Regions from separate parts of the Mus musculus genome. Here region 2 is linked to region 1. The links are chromatin loops, found by intact Hi-C in ENCODE. Cell type or tissue: left cerebral cortex. All regions are shown on one strand.

Region 1 (8,000 bases):
AATTGGTTCCTTGGCAGGCAAGACCTACCTCCTCCTGGGGTCACATCTCGGTCAAGCAAACACAATCTGTACCCATAGGTGTCTTCTAGCACTTCCGGGAAAAGATTCAGAGCCAGGTGTTCCTCACTCAGAGATCCCACGGCGTCAGTCTCAGGAGAGCTCCAATTCGAGTAGGATACAAATGCATCGAATTCCTTCTTATCTAAGGAAAGGGAACAACAAACAAAACCAAAGTCCTTTTTAGTAACTATCATGATATATACAGATGCTTGGAGCGTATGCTAAATGGAAAAGAAATAAGATTTGGGATCCTTACAAAAAGGAATTAAAAGCAAAGCCAGCAGATGCATCCATTTTAAAATCACACCACGGAGTGGTTTTGATTGTCCCTATGAAACCCAATGATTAGCGTATGAAGTACCCCTGTGTCTCTGCAGGGGACAGATCAAACAGCTGGGGCCTCCCGTGATTGAATCTTGTGTGCTCGGGAGGGCATCATTCTTTGTATCTGCAGTGTTTCTAGCTCATTAGTCACACATCAAAGAGGAGTCTGCTCCGTTAAAGCGTGATAATAACCAGAAATCAAGTGCTGTTAAGATCTGGATCCAGTACCCATCGGGAGATAGTGGCACACTTTTAGCCATGCAACAGCATTGGATGGTTCAGTTAACAGTGGGTGCATTGCAGTGGAGGTCCTATAAGTTAACAACACACAGGTGACTCCTATTGCCCATGGCTGCTGTAGTCCTCACGGCACTACAGCCCATAATATTTCTCCCATGTGCAGTAATGCTGGTATGGTCCTCTATGTGCACAATATGCAGAAGCATATCTCTCCGGCCATGGCCCGTATATAGCACGTGACTATATCACCGGCTCTCCATTTGTTGCACTTGGCTTGCCATGGCTGTGGAACACACTACCGCTTCTAAACACTGTTTGCCCTACAACACCATCAGCAGCCTCACGTACCTGGCAGTTAACAAGTCTCACAATTGGATAAATGTTCTCTTCTGCTTAACTGGGTGTTGGTTGTTTTGCTCATCACAACCTGGGAGTAGTTGGGCTTTATCTATGTATTTGCATATATAGTACCCACTGTGTAGTGATAGGCTTATATACACACACTCTCCAGAGAGTCCACAGCCTACTGTGTCGTAGTTTATACTGTCTAGGTTTATACAAGCCCACTATATTTTGTTTCTACAAAGAAAAGTAGCCTAAGGGTACATGTATCTGAATGTACCCTTGTCATGAAGGGCTGTGTCAAGTGACGACAGTACTTGTATCTCCTTGTGAGGTGAGATCAGTCGAGTTCCCCTTGCAGGAATGGTTGCATGAGGTAGCAAATATGCCAGACCAGAGTCTCTGGCTCTCACACAGCCCTCCCCTTATATTTGAGAAGCTACATTTATAGAAGTAGTCTTAGGACACTGTACAGGTCTCTTGTACTTCTGTTGATAATATTATCAGGAAGATTTGTTGGGATATGCTGAAATAAAAAAACTACCTCGAAGAGACAGAAAACTCACACATTAACTCACACGTTTTGGGATGGAGCAGCTGTAGTTTATATTTCAGGTCATTCCATAACCTCCATCTACAGTGTTGTTAGATGTAACTAGTGTCTCAGGCCACAAGTAGTGTCTCAGGCCGTTCAGCAGTGTGCTTGCTAAAAGAGATGCCCAGAGGATTGGCTACCATCCACAAATAAAACAGGAGGCTCAGAGCCCCCAAAGCTATAGAAGCTAGTTTGTGAGGTACTCGACTGCCCATATAGAAAGGAGGAGACTCTGAGGTGTGGCCTGTAGGTAAGTGCTGGTGTGTTTAATGATGAGACCTTGAGATAAGAGTAAAGAAGAAGTTCCAGAGAGGAGGATAGTAGGACACGCCAGTACGCAGAAAGGGTTAAAAAGTGAGATTGACTTTACTGAGGAGGGGGAAGGGTAAAAGGAAGGGTGGATGAATATCAATAGAAATGATTTTAAAAGCAAAATAAAAATAAAAATGTGTAACACACCATATCTACCTCTGACCCTCCCAGGGTTTTGTAAAAACCCCAGAGTTTTCTATAAATCAAAAGATAAAACAGAGGAATGGATACAGAAAATGTGGTACATCTACACAATGGAGTACTACTCAGCTATTAAAAAGAATGAATTTATGAAATTCCTAGGCAAATGGATGGACCTGGAGGGCATCATCCTGAGTGAGGTAACACATTCACAAAGGAACTCACACAATATGTACTCACTGATAAGTGGATATTAGCCCCAAACCTAGGATTCCCAAGATATAAGGTACAATTTGCTAAACACATGAAACTCAAGAAGAATGAAGACTGAAGTGTGGACACTATGCCCCTCCTTAGAATTGGCAACAAAACACCCATGGAAGGAGTTACAGAGACAAAGTTTGGAGCTGAGATGAAAGGATGGACCATGTAGAGACTGCCATATCCAGGGATCCACCCCATAATCAGCATCCAAACGCTAACACCATTGCATACCCTAGCAAGATTTTATTGAAAGGACCCAGATGTAGCTATCTCTTCTGAGACTATGCCGGAGCCTAGCAAACACAGAAGTGGATGCTCACAGTCAGCTAATGGATGGATCACAGGGCTCCCAATGGAGGAGCTAGAGAAAGAACCCAAGGAGCTAACGGGATCTGCAACCCTATAGGTGGAACAACATTATGAACTAACCAGTACCCCGGAGCTCTTGACTCTAGCTGCATATGTATCAAAAGATGGCCTAATCGGCCATCACTGGAAAGAGAGGCCCATTGGACACGTAAACTCTGTATGCCCCAGTACAGGGGAATGCCAGGGCCAAAAAGGGGGAGTGGGTGTGTAGGGGAGTGGGGGTGGGTGGGTATGGGGGACTTTTGGTATAGCATTGGAAATGTAAATAAGCTAAATACCTAATAAAAAATGGAAAACAAAACAAAACAAAAAAAAGATAAACTTATTTAGCAATGAATTTACAGAGTGTGGTGTTAGAGGACCTACACATGTCCTCCTAGTGTTATTTCTTTCTAAATGAAGTTTAGACATTCACAATGAACTCTTGGGCTTTCATTTTGTAAATAAATATCCGTTTGACCAGCAGAGGGCGCTGAATCACTGTGCTCCAGAACCCAGTTCTGAGCAAATCACCAAGAAGTGAAATCACATGAGACAAAATTAAATGATCCCTATCAACTGACTCTGCTTTGTTAAACTCTAGAATCTTAGGGGGGGGGGGGTTCAGTGAATTTGTTCCATACAAATATAAAAGGCTAATTAAACAAACAAAAATTCTGAAAACACTGTTGGCTTATATGGAACTCAAAGGATGTTATCAATAATCGATCTAAAATAAGATGAAATGCATGTATTTCTCTAGTTTTCTTAGCTTGGTTCAGGTGTGTGTGTGTGTGTGTGTGTGTGTGTGTGTGTGTGTGTGTGTGTGTGTGTGTGTTTGTGTGTGTTTGTGGGGGCGGGGAACTGAACTCAGACCTGAAACACTTCTTACTTTCTTTTCTTGGTGCCGTAATTTCAGCCTGCAAAAGCCACTGGCCTCAGAGGACCCTCCCAGTGAAGGTGCTTACACGGCAGGCAGACCTTCTGCTCCAAGCAGTAAAGTCAGTCACTGACACTGCAAATACACTGACCTGAGACTTGCTGAAGCCAGCAAAGCTTAAAGCAGCATTCTAGCCCATACAACATGATGGGTATTGCAACCATGTCTTGTGGGTGAATTAACAGAAGTGTCATTGGTAATAATAGGACTTGTAATTTGTGCAACTTACACTTGTTTGGGACAAATCCCTGACCTGGCATGCCTTGTTTTCATGTGGTAATAACCCAGGTGATGGGTTTCCTAAAACCAGACTTAAAGATTCAAAGTTAAGACACAGCCTCTTTGGGTGGTCTCATACGAAGATTATGGCTTCATCTTTCTCTGTCTAAGGGGACTGTGAAGATGGCAATAGTCAATACTCTGACTGGGCATATGACCCATCCTCAAGTGACATTCATCGCAGACCATACTGAGTTTCTATATACTTAGGTACCAGTCTAAAGGCAAACCAGGTCTAGCCTCAGTGAGCTCACATACTGTCCTCTGCCTGCTGCTGCGACAGTCCTGTTTTATGAATGAGGAGAGCGGTATATAAAGCTGCCACTTGCTGAATCACCCCAGATTGGTTAGCAAAGAGAATATTTCTAAGTCCCATAAATCCCACAAAAGTATCTTCTACAAGGTTCCTGGTAACTAGAATGAGCTAGAATTGTTTCTTCAGTCTTTCCTGGTGTAAAGCCAGAGCAAAAGGAGGAGAGGAAGGAGGAGGAGGAAGAAGAAGAGGAGGAGGAGGAGGAAGAGGAAGGAGGAGAAGATGAACAAGAAGAGGAGCAGGAAAATTAGAAGAAAAAAGAAGAAGAGTAAGAAAAGGGGGAGGAAAGACTAGGAGGAGGAGGAAGAAGAATTAGAAGAGGAAGAAGAAGAATAGAAAGAAGAAAAAGAAGAAGAGAAAGGTGAAGAGAAGGAGGGGGAGGAAGAAGGAGGATAAGAGGAGGAAGAAAAATTAAAAGAAAAAGAAGAGGGGGAAAAGAAGAGGAAGAAAAAGAGGAAGAGGAGGAGGAGGAAAAGAAGAAGAGGAAGGACCTAATCCTTCGAGATAAAACACTACCTATCAGGCATTAGCTACCTCTGACTTTTCTCATGGGCTCTGGCTGGCAGGAGGCATGTGAAATCACAACTAAGACAGTTCTAAGAAAAGAGAGCCAATAGATAGGGAATAACTAAGTAACAGTGTCTTGTCATTTAGACAGGGAGTGGCACACTGGGTGTTCTTACCCCCCAGAGTCTCATCTTTGTTCTTGTAGGTTCGACAGAGCAGGACAACTTCAATCCAGTACCAGTAGAGGAAAGCAGCTGCCACCAGAACGCCCACCAGCATCAAGGCCGTGCCGAGAAGGATGTATACAAACACCACTAAGGGAAACACAGAGATCTGAGCAAACACATCTAGACCAACACAGCCTATTATGTAATAGAAAGCCATGCTGCTATCTCTGTCATCTCAAGTCTGGATGGAATTTTCCACAATTAACTCTAGAGAGCCAGGTTGATGGGAAATTCCTGATGAGCTGACCTACGATGCTGAGTCATTTTACCTATTTTTGTTCCTACAAATGTCTATAGAGCTCATCTGTACCTTTCCTGTTGCCTGTTGTAAATTACATTTGCGGGTGCTCATCCCCATGGAAGTCTAAACATTCCTAGACTAGGAGTCACATCAGCACCTTGCACCCTCCATGACTCAACTTATAAATAAGGGATCTGCATAGGAAAGCTACCGTCATGGCACACTTACAGTGTCACACTATGGCCAGAGGACATTTACTCTGCTGGACTGTGTTCCAGTCATCGACTGAGCAAGTCCATGATTGGCCCAACCTCATCCCTGGACATCTTGCTAAGGATGGAACTGTTCCTCATGGGCATTTCTCAGAGTTCTTGTCATGGTCTCTGGAAGCCAGCAGGGGCAAATGGCAAAGAAAGTGATGTCTGCACACTGGGCTGTCCCAGTGGGTGGGGGTAGGTGGGGCTGGGGATTCTTGTAGGTACAAGAGGGATAAGTAGGTTAATTGAGTGCTTTAGGGAATGAGTAAGTGGGAAGGCTATATGAATGGGCAACAGCATGAACAGAAAGTCTGGGTGAGTTGAGTAATGGGTTCTTCTGCACACAAATTAGTTGTTACAAAGCTCAGGTCAAAGTCAGTTGTATGGTCATAGTCAAGGCCTTAAAGGAACTACCACGGCAAAGTGCTTTAGTGTCTGGAAAGCTTTCACAGCTAACACTGATGCTCTTTTTGGGAAAATGCCCCTTCCCCTTTCAAGAAGAACAGTTGTCAATCTCTGGGAACAAACTTCTAGGCTTACCCTCTTCCTTCTTCCTCAGCCGTATGGTCCGTGTTGTGTTCCCAATGGAGTTCTGGGCAAAGCAAACAAACTTTCTGCTGAGATCTCTCTGGGTAACTTCTCTCAAGAAGATGGTACGTTCAATGACTTCATTCTTGAAAGTGGATTGAATTCTAGAAAAGGAGGGGGAAATTCACACCCACTCAGGAAGATCAACTGCCATTCGTGAAGCTGTGCTCAGAAAGCTGACGAAGAGCCAGTAGGAATTTCTCGTAAGAAGACTGTAAAAGATCAGAGACAGACAGAGGAGGCTTGTTCTTCATCAATGGATGGAATCTGCTAAGGCTTTGCACTAAAGCACAAGTTACGTGTGGCCCTCCTCTGGACTTCACTGTAAGAGTCCCCCTTTGGGAATGAAGAATATTGATAATTTATGAACAGTCTCCCTCTGTAGACTGTTTCCTTCCCAAGCATGAAGCCCTAAATTTAATCCCCGGAGCACATGTAAAAAGCCAGGTGTGGTAGCGTGTACGTGTAATGCCAGCATTGGGAAAGCAGACAGAAGTGGATCCGTATGGCTCAGTGGCCAGACAGCCTAGTTCAGTCAGGAAGAAATTCTGCCCCCCACCCCCAACCCCAAACAAGATTAGTGAACTTTGAGGAATGAAAGATGAGATTTACCCCTAGCCTCCAAATGCAAGTACACATATGTCTACATACACCTACACACCTACACACCTACACACACACACACACACACACACACACACACACACACACATCATACCACACCACACCTAATTCCTCTTGAGGCTTGCTACCAGGTACTTGGCTGAGCACTGACTATGGACTCTTTAATCTCTTCCTTCCTCACAACACAAACTCTAAGGAGTCAGGATATGAACATCCTGACTTGGTAGTGTCAGGGGCAAAGTTCAGTGGAGGAAGAGTGGTGCTGGCCACAGTAGTGACATCATCATTACTGTGTGACTTTAGTATGTCCCACCTCCAGCCTGGCACCCAGATCTCTGACCCACCCAGAAAACTGACTTTCTGCATTTACTTAGTTCCCATTTTCTATGTCTGCATCATTCAGTGGTCACATTAAGGGACCATGTTCAGATGGGTCATGCCGCTGTGAGCCTACAATCAGTCCACAGAAGTTTTCTGCTTGCCACACATTCTGAGGTACATGTGGCTTCTACCTCATCTGTCCCTTATGGTGACCTTGAGAAATGAGGTTTTCTGTCATATACCTAGGAGATGGGGCCTCCCTCACAGAAGGCCAGAGTCACCTCGCCACTCCTGGAAAGCAGACTAAAATCCACAGGTGGGGTGGCTTGAGAATCTGGGCTCTGCCTCACTTCTCCTACGTAGAGTCTCATGCAGCATCCGTTTGAAATCCAATGTGTTCCTTGATGTTAGAACCTCTTGCTGAATGGCGTTTCCCTCAGTAAAATCTTTCCTTTACTGTTTATCTATACTTTTCAAAATATTACATTAGTCCAGTGAAATCCTTGAAAAACTAGAGAGAACATGCTGTGGATTCTTATCTGGAGGGGTTTCTAATACAGAAAATTGGTAGGACACATCTCCAATTGACATGTCTGACTGGCCATGATGGGTCCCAGATCCTTTGCTCTAGGATAGAGACTTACTTTTCTAGACATTGGAGGGCTTGGCTCTGAAGGTCTACAGTTTTCCTTTCAACTGGTCAAGTTCTCTCTCCTATAAACTCTGGGGAGTCTGTTAGTCACAGATAACAAATGAAGTCTAGTTATCATAAAATGTTTCAGCCTGCTAGTATTCCAAGACAGACATCTCTCCTCTAAGGCTCTATTCCAGGGTAGAGCCATGTCACCTATTCTCTTTTGCCAGAATCTATGCTATGGTGCCATTTCCTTAGCACCGAATAAAAGCAGAGTTGAAGATTTGGTGGGGCAGGAACCACCCTCTTTAGTTTGCTTTTAGAAAAAAAAAAAAAACCCTTTTGTGGGCTGAGGATTTGGCCTAGTAATAGAGTATGTGCTCAGCACAGTGGATGTCCCTTTTACCAAGACAAAATATGAAAGCTTGGGATATTGTTCAGTT
Region 2 (8,000 bases), 540 kb after region 1:
ATCAATAACGCTGCTGCTGCTGCGTGTGTGTGTGAGTGTGAGTGTGTGTGTGTGTGTGTGAGTGTGTAAAATATGTCACATCGGTCTAGAACCTCAGTGCTAGAGATGCACATTTCTGCAAACAGACAACAGATGACTTTCTGAGAGACTGGGAGCCACAGCACATCTCCTCCTGTCAGTTCTCTTTTTTTACCTGGTGGAATTTCTCTGTCCTGCTTGGCTATTCTGCTGTCCACCGCCCTGCAGTGGGGAATCCCGACGGGAGAGGACAGGGGAACGAGAGGTCGTTCTCACGGGAACCTTTAGGTAGGAAACACAGCAGTTAAGACAGACAACAGAAGAACACCACAGCTCCCCCCCAGCCCCCCCTCCTCACAGTACACTTTATAACACAGCCTTCCTCAGTCCGGAATGCCTGCCACGAAGCTAGCTCTTCCCTTTCCCAAGCCTCCCCTGCTCCTGCACGATCCAGACAGCCTGGCCCATCTCTACAGTCCTGTCATGCTGAAGTCATGTTTGGACTGAAGCGGGTGGCAGAGAGCATACAGCAGCGCTTCCCTGAGATAGTATGTGAGAATCACAAAAGTAAGCTCAAAGAAATCCAACAACGGTCTACAAATAGATCAGCAGGAAGCAAAGACTGGCAAAGAAGCGAGAAAATATTCAGAGGAAGCAAATTCCAAGTGGAGGAAAAAATAAACTGAGATGTGCCTTTTAATCCTCATGTACTATTAAGTACAATACGCTCAACTTTAAAGTAAAAAATCATGGTCTTGTTAATTTTTCCTCATAAGATTTTTTCTTAAATTCTTGATGTCATGCACAATAATGGAGAGCTTCTGTACACATTTATAATTCTACTTATTTAGAAGCATGTTGCTTAAAATTTTTTCCATAAATACTTTTTATTAAACTACGTTTAAAACCAGTCAATGATAAAAAGCTAACTAACCATTGGCTAATTGTAACTGCTGAGGTGGGGAATGGCTTCCCTCCCTGAGAAGTCATTTGAAACTTCTGGCCCTTTAGCCCTGATGAAGTAAGTCACTGTTCCCATCATCACAGCAAACAGTAAGTTTAAATAAAGAGAAAACAGCGCGTCTGTCTGTCTGTCCTTACCCTTGGAGGCACCTCGTCACTGTCTGATCTAGACCAAGCCTTTTGGGTGGGCTCGGGCACCTCCGACTTAGAGTCAGAGCTCTGACTGAGCCCCTCACTGCGGGAAGGTGGACATGGGTCCTGAGAGCGGAGATGGTGGTGTGCGAATTTGGGAGAAGGGTCACTGAAGGAATGGGATCTCGAGACAGGGGAGACATTGTTCTTGAGAGATGCCAGGTGGGACCACTGTACCTTACAAGAAAACAAAACACAAAACATTCAATGCGTTCTGCATACAACTAGCTTTTCTGGTCAACACTAAATCCCAAACAGGAGGTGGGTGTGAGTCGGGGAGGCATAGTGTCAAGCATGGAGCAGCCAATAGGCTCCATGCTGGTGACAGGCAAGAGGAAGAGCAAAGGCACACGCATAAGGGAAAGTGCCCAGACACAAACTGCAGACAGCAGTGAACAGGGGCATGCACAGACCCCCGAGGGGAGAGTGATACATGCATGTCCATGTCAGCACAGAGAGCTGGGGACCACATGACAGAGACACTGCTCATCAGCAAACCTCCCCACCACCTCAGAACCCTGGGTCTGAGAATCTTACTGACGGGACTTATTTGTGCGTGCACACACACTCTTCCTATTATGGGACTGTAGCAGAGAAACTTAAGAACAGCCAACTTTTCAAGAATACCAATATTTTTTTCTCCCAATCTTAAAATGTTTTAGACCTAGCTGAGTTTACACTCCTAGTTATGAAAAAAGTGGGATTAAAATTTCTTTACCAAAATATCCAGTACCAAGAAAGCCCAGGCTGACCAGCATCAAGATACTCTGGGCTGACAGTAGGAATATGCCTTTGAAATGAGAACTCAAGGACATGACAATTGGCCAAGTGAATTTCTGCAGTCACTTTAAAAAAACATCCTCTCAGAACTCTATAAACTATTTTAGTAAGAGGTACCTGTACCTCACTGCTGGAGAATAACCAACCACTAAGGCGGTTATGGGAGCTGTAACTCAGCACGCACTAATCAATGTGTCTTGTGCTGACTTGCCTGGCTTCTGCAGGTGAAACCGGCAGTTAAGACCCAGTGCATAGTCTCTGTGGCTCACAGGCAGATCCAAAGAATCCTAGCTTTGGTACAATTCCCATACTACTAAAACATCTAAGTGTTCACTGGGAGAGCAACCAAACGGATGTGTTACCAAATAACGCTAAGTGGGACTCAACGCTAGGAGCCACACGAGTTTCCCTCCTGCAGGTGAAAGCTTGGGGCAAGAACTCTGCAGCGGAGGAAGAGAGGCTGTCTGTCTCATCTCCTCAAACAGAAGCTTCTCGAGCCTGCTGCTCAGAGGCAAGTTTGCCCTTGTGTTGGGTTTAGCTCTCAGGACAACCATGCTTCTCACCAGGAAACAGGCACTAAGTGGAGCAGCAAGTGGCACCTGGCCCTTCCCACTGCCTCTGCTGGCATTCTCTGGTGTAGCTCTCTGAAGCTCTCAGCTGCTATATCTGCATAAACCCCACCCCCTGTACCTCAGATTTGCTCAGCTCAACCATCCCCCAGGAGGGTTGGTTACTGCAGAACACATTCAAATTCTCATGTGACTGCATCTGTCACAGAAGGGCCATTTCTTCTCAAAACCACCAACTCTTGTCCTAGGTGACATGCAAACACCAGGGCCGACCGAGTACAGAAAGCTCAGAGAAGTGTGTGAGGCAGAGCAGCATGGAGGAGTGCCTACACACCCTCAGGGGATGGGTGTGTCTGCCACCTACTGTCCTTTCTAGACAAGGCTGCTGCTTCTCTTCTGAGCACTCAGACAAGACAGACTCTGGGACAGACTGAAGGAAAAGTCATAAACTCTGTCCTAATCTCTTACAGGAAATCAATATTCAACCCACTAGGCATAACCTGTGTTCAATCTTGACAGGTTTGAGAATCTGGTTTTGTATTTTAAAACAACAAACAAACAAACAAACAAAACCAAAAACCTTTTCCCAGGAAATTTACACATTCAGCCAAATAAATAGGAGCCTGCACAGAAATGCAAGGCCACCTTTAGCGTCCAAAGGTCCTTCAGGGAGCTGGGACCACAGACACAAAGTACTTACTTCAAAATGTTCAGGTTAAAAGTTCTCTTCTAACCTGCTTATACAATAAAACCAACGTTCTAAAAATATAATTTAAAAAAGTATTTAAGAGGAAGGAGGGACTTCACATCTGAGTTAAGGAGGGGGAAATAAAAGTATTGACTGGAGATAGCCATAATGAGTTCAATAAAAATCTTAGACAACAAAACAAACAAACGACAAGCCTCCTCTCCCTACGCTGAATGCACGCCTCCTGTTCACACCAGCTGTTGAGACAACGGGCTACACGTGGCACAGGGAGCTACTGCTGCTACCTGTGGCTCCGCTGGTCTCTGCAGGGCAGGGTGCACAGACTCGGAGTTGCCATTGGAAAAAGACTCTGACCGGGAAGGCACGGGTGGCTCCAGTCCTCTGCCCGTTTGCTTAGCCTGGGCCTCAGGGGAGCTGTGGTTAGTCTTTCTAAATCTATCTTCCACCTGCGTCAGAGAATTAGAAGACACGGCTCCATGTTAGTAGGAAAGGAGAGATGAGGAACATGTAAGAGCAAGACAACTGAGAGAAAATGTGTTCTATTCAGCTCTGAGAAGAGAGGCAGCTAAGTGCACAGTGGCGGTGCTGAGCAGGGCTAAGATTTGATAGAGGACTTTTAAAAACTATGAAAATGAAAATTAAGCAAAGCAGCTTCTAGACTATCCTCAGCACCTAGAGCTTCATTACTCTCTAAAGAACAGAATCTGTCCTGGACTCTGCTCCCTGTGAGGGAAGATGTAGAAGGGAGCCATCTGCAGGCCAGAACCGCACAGTGCTCCTGGACGCACCCACGTCCTTCTGTCTAGCCCAGAGAGGACCACTTGCTGCATCCTTATGGGAGGCTCTGGTCATCCAAACACCACTGATCCAGTAAGGCTAAAAGTCCACTGCCTCCTCATGCTAGTCTTAAACAAGACTGACATTTCTCTCATTCGCATGGTAAAGACTAACACTGCCAGGTACTTGTGTGTGTGTGTGTAGTTTTCTTCTGATCTCTCTAGCATTTGTTAACCAAGAAATCCATGCAGAAAACAGAGGTGAGATCCTGCAGTACAGCTCTCGACAGTCATCAGGGGACGCCTAGCTCTCTCGGGACCAGTCTGTAAGCAATAGGGAAAGCAGGTACCTCCCGAGCTCTGTCAGCAGGGTCATAGTGAGGCTTGGGCTCTGGAGCATGAAAGCTCGGTTTGCTCCTGTCCTGCTGCTGCGGGGGCGGCGGCTGCTGCTGTGCGTGCGGCCTCCTGTGGTCGTGCTGTAGAGACAGGAGATATGCTTGTTCTTGTTGCAACTGCCTCTGGAGCCTCTCTGCCTGCCGGTGCTCCTCCATCTCCCGCCATCGGCACTCCTTGGAGAGGGAGAGGGTGACACTGAATCTGGGGACCGTGGCGAGCTCACCTCCTCTCTGGATCCCTTCTTGGCTTTGGTTTTTTTTTTTTTTTTAAATAGCACTTCCCCCATTGTTTAAGAGCAAGGCAAAATGGCTGGGATTTTAAATAGCATGTTACCTGTGTAAAATGTGACAGCATTTGCTAACTGTAACATCATTGCGGAGTAAAGGAATTCAATTAAACATCAGATACAGTGGTATATATACACACATACTCAGCAAAAATTCCCACAGCATGCACTGTGAACCTGATACCTCTGGCATTTTCACATTCACTGAATGCCAGGTTCTGTTTAAGAGTTGACAGGCATTTACCAAACAAGGAGCTAGCTTACTATTGGGAAATAAACTAAGGGCAGTTTTCACTGTGCTTGATAGCATGACCAGAGGACAGCTTCACTGGAACCTGGCTGCCACAGTGAGACCAAAAAAGTTTGACGGTCACTACATCTGGCCAACTTAGGGAAGGGACAACGGCCCTGTGGTATGGAACGGGACAGAGGCGGGGCGTTACCAGTAACATGGCCTGCTCCTGGAGCAGCTGCTGCTGCAGGATCTCCAGGTGCCGCTGCTCCTCCTCTAGCTGCCGCCTGATGTACTCCTGTCACACAGAAATGACCCAGCAGTCAGTACATCCAGGAGGGACGCGACTGAGTCCCCTGTGTGGGTAACCGGCACTCCAGAAGCTCGGCAGCAAGCTCGCCGAGGACTGGACTCCTTAGTGAAGACAACCTGCTGCTGAGGGTGTTTGCAAGGCTCCAAGCTGTAAGTAGTCTAGCTTACTGGCATGATGCACACAGCGGCGTTCAAGCACTGCTGCTATTACACTCTCATCACATCCAATACGGAACTTTAAGGAGGCTAGCTTCCTCTTAAGGACAACAGACACCACAGAAATGGCGAGGCATCATTTTAAATAAGCACAAACCAGCAATTTTTAAAAACTAACACCCAAATCTGTTTAAGATAAAAATAAAAAAAAAAAACAAAAAAACAAAATCCCAAACCAACCAAACAGGATTTGTGCTTTTGCTAATGACTCCAAAAGTTCCTGGAATAATGGCTACAGTCGGAAGATGTGGTCAGGAGTCATGGACTATGGGCACTTCTCTACAGGTAATCTGGCCAAGCCCACGCTGGTGAGCTTGTGTGTCTGTGTAGTGTGTACAGGCACGAGTGCAGGGGCAGGCTGATGACGTGACAGCGGGCGAGAACGACCACCGAGTCACAGTGGAGACGGTAACCTCGTACAGAGCACAGCAGAGGTTTCGGCTCCAGTGCTGGGGATGGGGTAGGTGAGAGGTGAGAACACACAACCCTGCAGTTACACAATTCCTATTAGTACACAGGCATCAGGAAACCCTAACCCAAGCCCATCAGAGACAAGCCGCAGCGCCTGCTGTATACTTTCAGCCCCACATTAAGCAGGAGGACCTACTTGTCCTAGCAGGGGAGCAATGGACTGGCATGTGGGAGAACTGTCCCATGGAGGTGGCTTCTGTTTCTATAGTGAGCGCCTCCTCCCAACCACCCCATTTCATGGCACATGCCCTTAAGTAAAAAGAGCCAAAGATATGCCTGACCAGATGTTTGAGTTAACCAATAGTTCTGGTCAGAATACCAGACAACAGAGAAACAGTGGCCTGCAAACACTCAGAACACCACATCTTATAAACCGCACCAAACACCCAAAGCCAAGTCCCTTTAGCTTACACCTGACATGCCAAGAGCACGCTAAGGCATCAATCAAGTGGCTTTGTGACAGACACGTGGCCTTAGCTGCCTGAGAAAAGAAATCTGTGTCTCAGAGCATTCCTTTTTCGAAAATAACAGAATTTAAATCAGAGCTTGAAAGATCAAGTTACTATAAACATGTTTTCTGACTTTAAAATGCAAGAATACTGGGGGAAATCAGATGCTATGCAAACCACAAAGATCTCGACATGCAACGAACAGAGAATACAGCATATACACGCTTTCGTGGGAATGTACCACGCACCACAGCAAGGGAAGATTATTTACAAAAATAAATAAATAAATGAATAAAAACATAAAAAGCAGAGTAAAACAACCAATTTTAAGAAATGCTAAAAGTGCAGGGTACTTGCTATTCACATCTTTTTCAAGGTTCTTTCACATTTTTATATTTATGAGTGTTTTGCCTGAGTGTATGTTTGTACACTATGTGTACGCATTGCTGGAAGAGGCCAGGAAAGGGCACTGGATCCCTGGAACTGAAGTTACAGATGGTTGTAGGAAGCCATGTGGGGGCTGGGAACTGAACCACAGTCCTCTGGAAGAGCACCCAGTGCTCTTAACTGCTGAGCCATTTCTCCAGCTTTATTCACAAAATCTTAAGAACGAAAATGCCACCATCACATTTCTTGTCACAATCAAACTTGGAATCATGCCTGGGTGACTTCCAACAAGTAGCAGGTAGCATTTTCACAGATTTGTAGCCGCCAGGAATAAGCACCATAAAAACATTAGTAACTAACTACATAAACAAATAAGCCCTACTGTTAGGGCCAAGAAGTAGATAATAACAGGTAGGCTATACCACGGAGATTCTAGGAACATGGGTTCATGTGCAGACCCAGGCTTAGACACACAAGGTCCAGGAGGAGTGTCAAGGCCAGTAGCTGGATCACTGTGTTTGGAAGATAAAGTCATGTTTGTTAGTACTTTAAATATGAACTCCAATTCAAAATGGCTTTCATTCATTGACTTTCTTCCTTCTTCAAAGCTCAAAGCACAGATTGACCAATTCAAAGGTAGGAAAGCCATATAAACTAAGGAAAGTTATTTTCTGTTTGCATAAATAATCTAAGAAATTTACAAATAAGCTCCACAGGGCAATAATAAAAGAACAAGTATACAAAACTGGTTTTTGTACTAAGCAACACAAACAATCTTCAAAGCTACACTTAGGCTACAGTACTCACTCAGCCAGTAGATACTTCAGGCATTTATCAATAGTTTCCTTAAAGTTGGTTTTGAATTTCCCTGTCTGAAAGTTAACCTCACCCAGTTATTTGGAGCTCAAAGGATGTAAGCCAAGCCTGTGAGTGTATATTCAGACACCTGTCACATGTCAGCCTCTTCAAGACTCACAGGGTCTCTACACTGTAACAATTTTTTATTCTTTTTGAAGATAAAAAGTCAAGTCGTTGGAGTCTTCAGCACGTTTAGATACCTAACCCCTGAGCATGCATGCATGCATGCATGCATATGCATTTGGTCCCCGGGACCCAGCTCCACGGTTAGAGGCCACGGATACCTGGGTCAACATTCTTGAAAGCTCACCTGTTCCCTCTCCACTCTCCTCTTCTCCTCTTCTGCCCGTCTCCTCTCTTCCTCTTCTTTACGCCGCCTTTCCAGT

Evidence for each region. A loop is a pair of places that touch in the nucleus more often than their neighbours do. Peaks named below come from ENCODE experiments on the same cell type or tissue, not always from the same donor. Only the 100,000 strongest peaks of a DNase experiment are listed, where the experiment ranks them.
Region 2: it touches region 1 in a loop (6-fold over the local background); 14 of 42 quality-filtered maps call a loop at or near these places.

What each region holds. Positions count from the first base shown.
Region 1 is chr1:40,539,969-40,547,968 of GRCm38, reverse strand. Il18rap (interleukin 18 receptor accessory protein) reads right to left here. Exons shown (of 13, transcript NM_010553.4): 10 at 5,931-6,082; 11 at 4,842-4,979; 12 at 29-202. Among named protein-coding and RNA genes, the nearest start is that of Il18rap, 29 kb to the right of the region's middle. In left cerebral cortex, a CTCF peak has its summit at 3,108 (motif pointing right); DNase peaks (open chromatin) are centred at 3,114, 4,872 and 5,175.
Region 2 is chr1:39,997,107-40,005,106 of GRCm38, reverse strand. It overlaps Map4k4 (mitogen-activated protein kinase kinase kinase kinase 4), which reads right to left. Exons shown (of 32, transcript NM_001252200.1): 13 at 7,925-8,000; 14 at 5,133-5,219; 15 at 4,358-4,483; 16 at 3,516-3,677; 17 at 1,120-1,350; 18 at 194-300. Among named protein-coding and RNA genes, the nearest start is that of Il1r2, 84 kb to the left of the region's middle. In left cerebral cortex, CTCF peaks have their summits at 2,880 (motif pointing left) and 3,982 (motif pointing left); DNase peaks (open chromatin) are centred at 2,664, 2,817, 3,990 and 4,457; H3K27ac peaks cover 545 bases.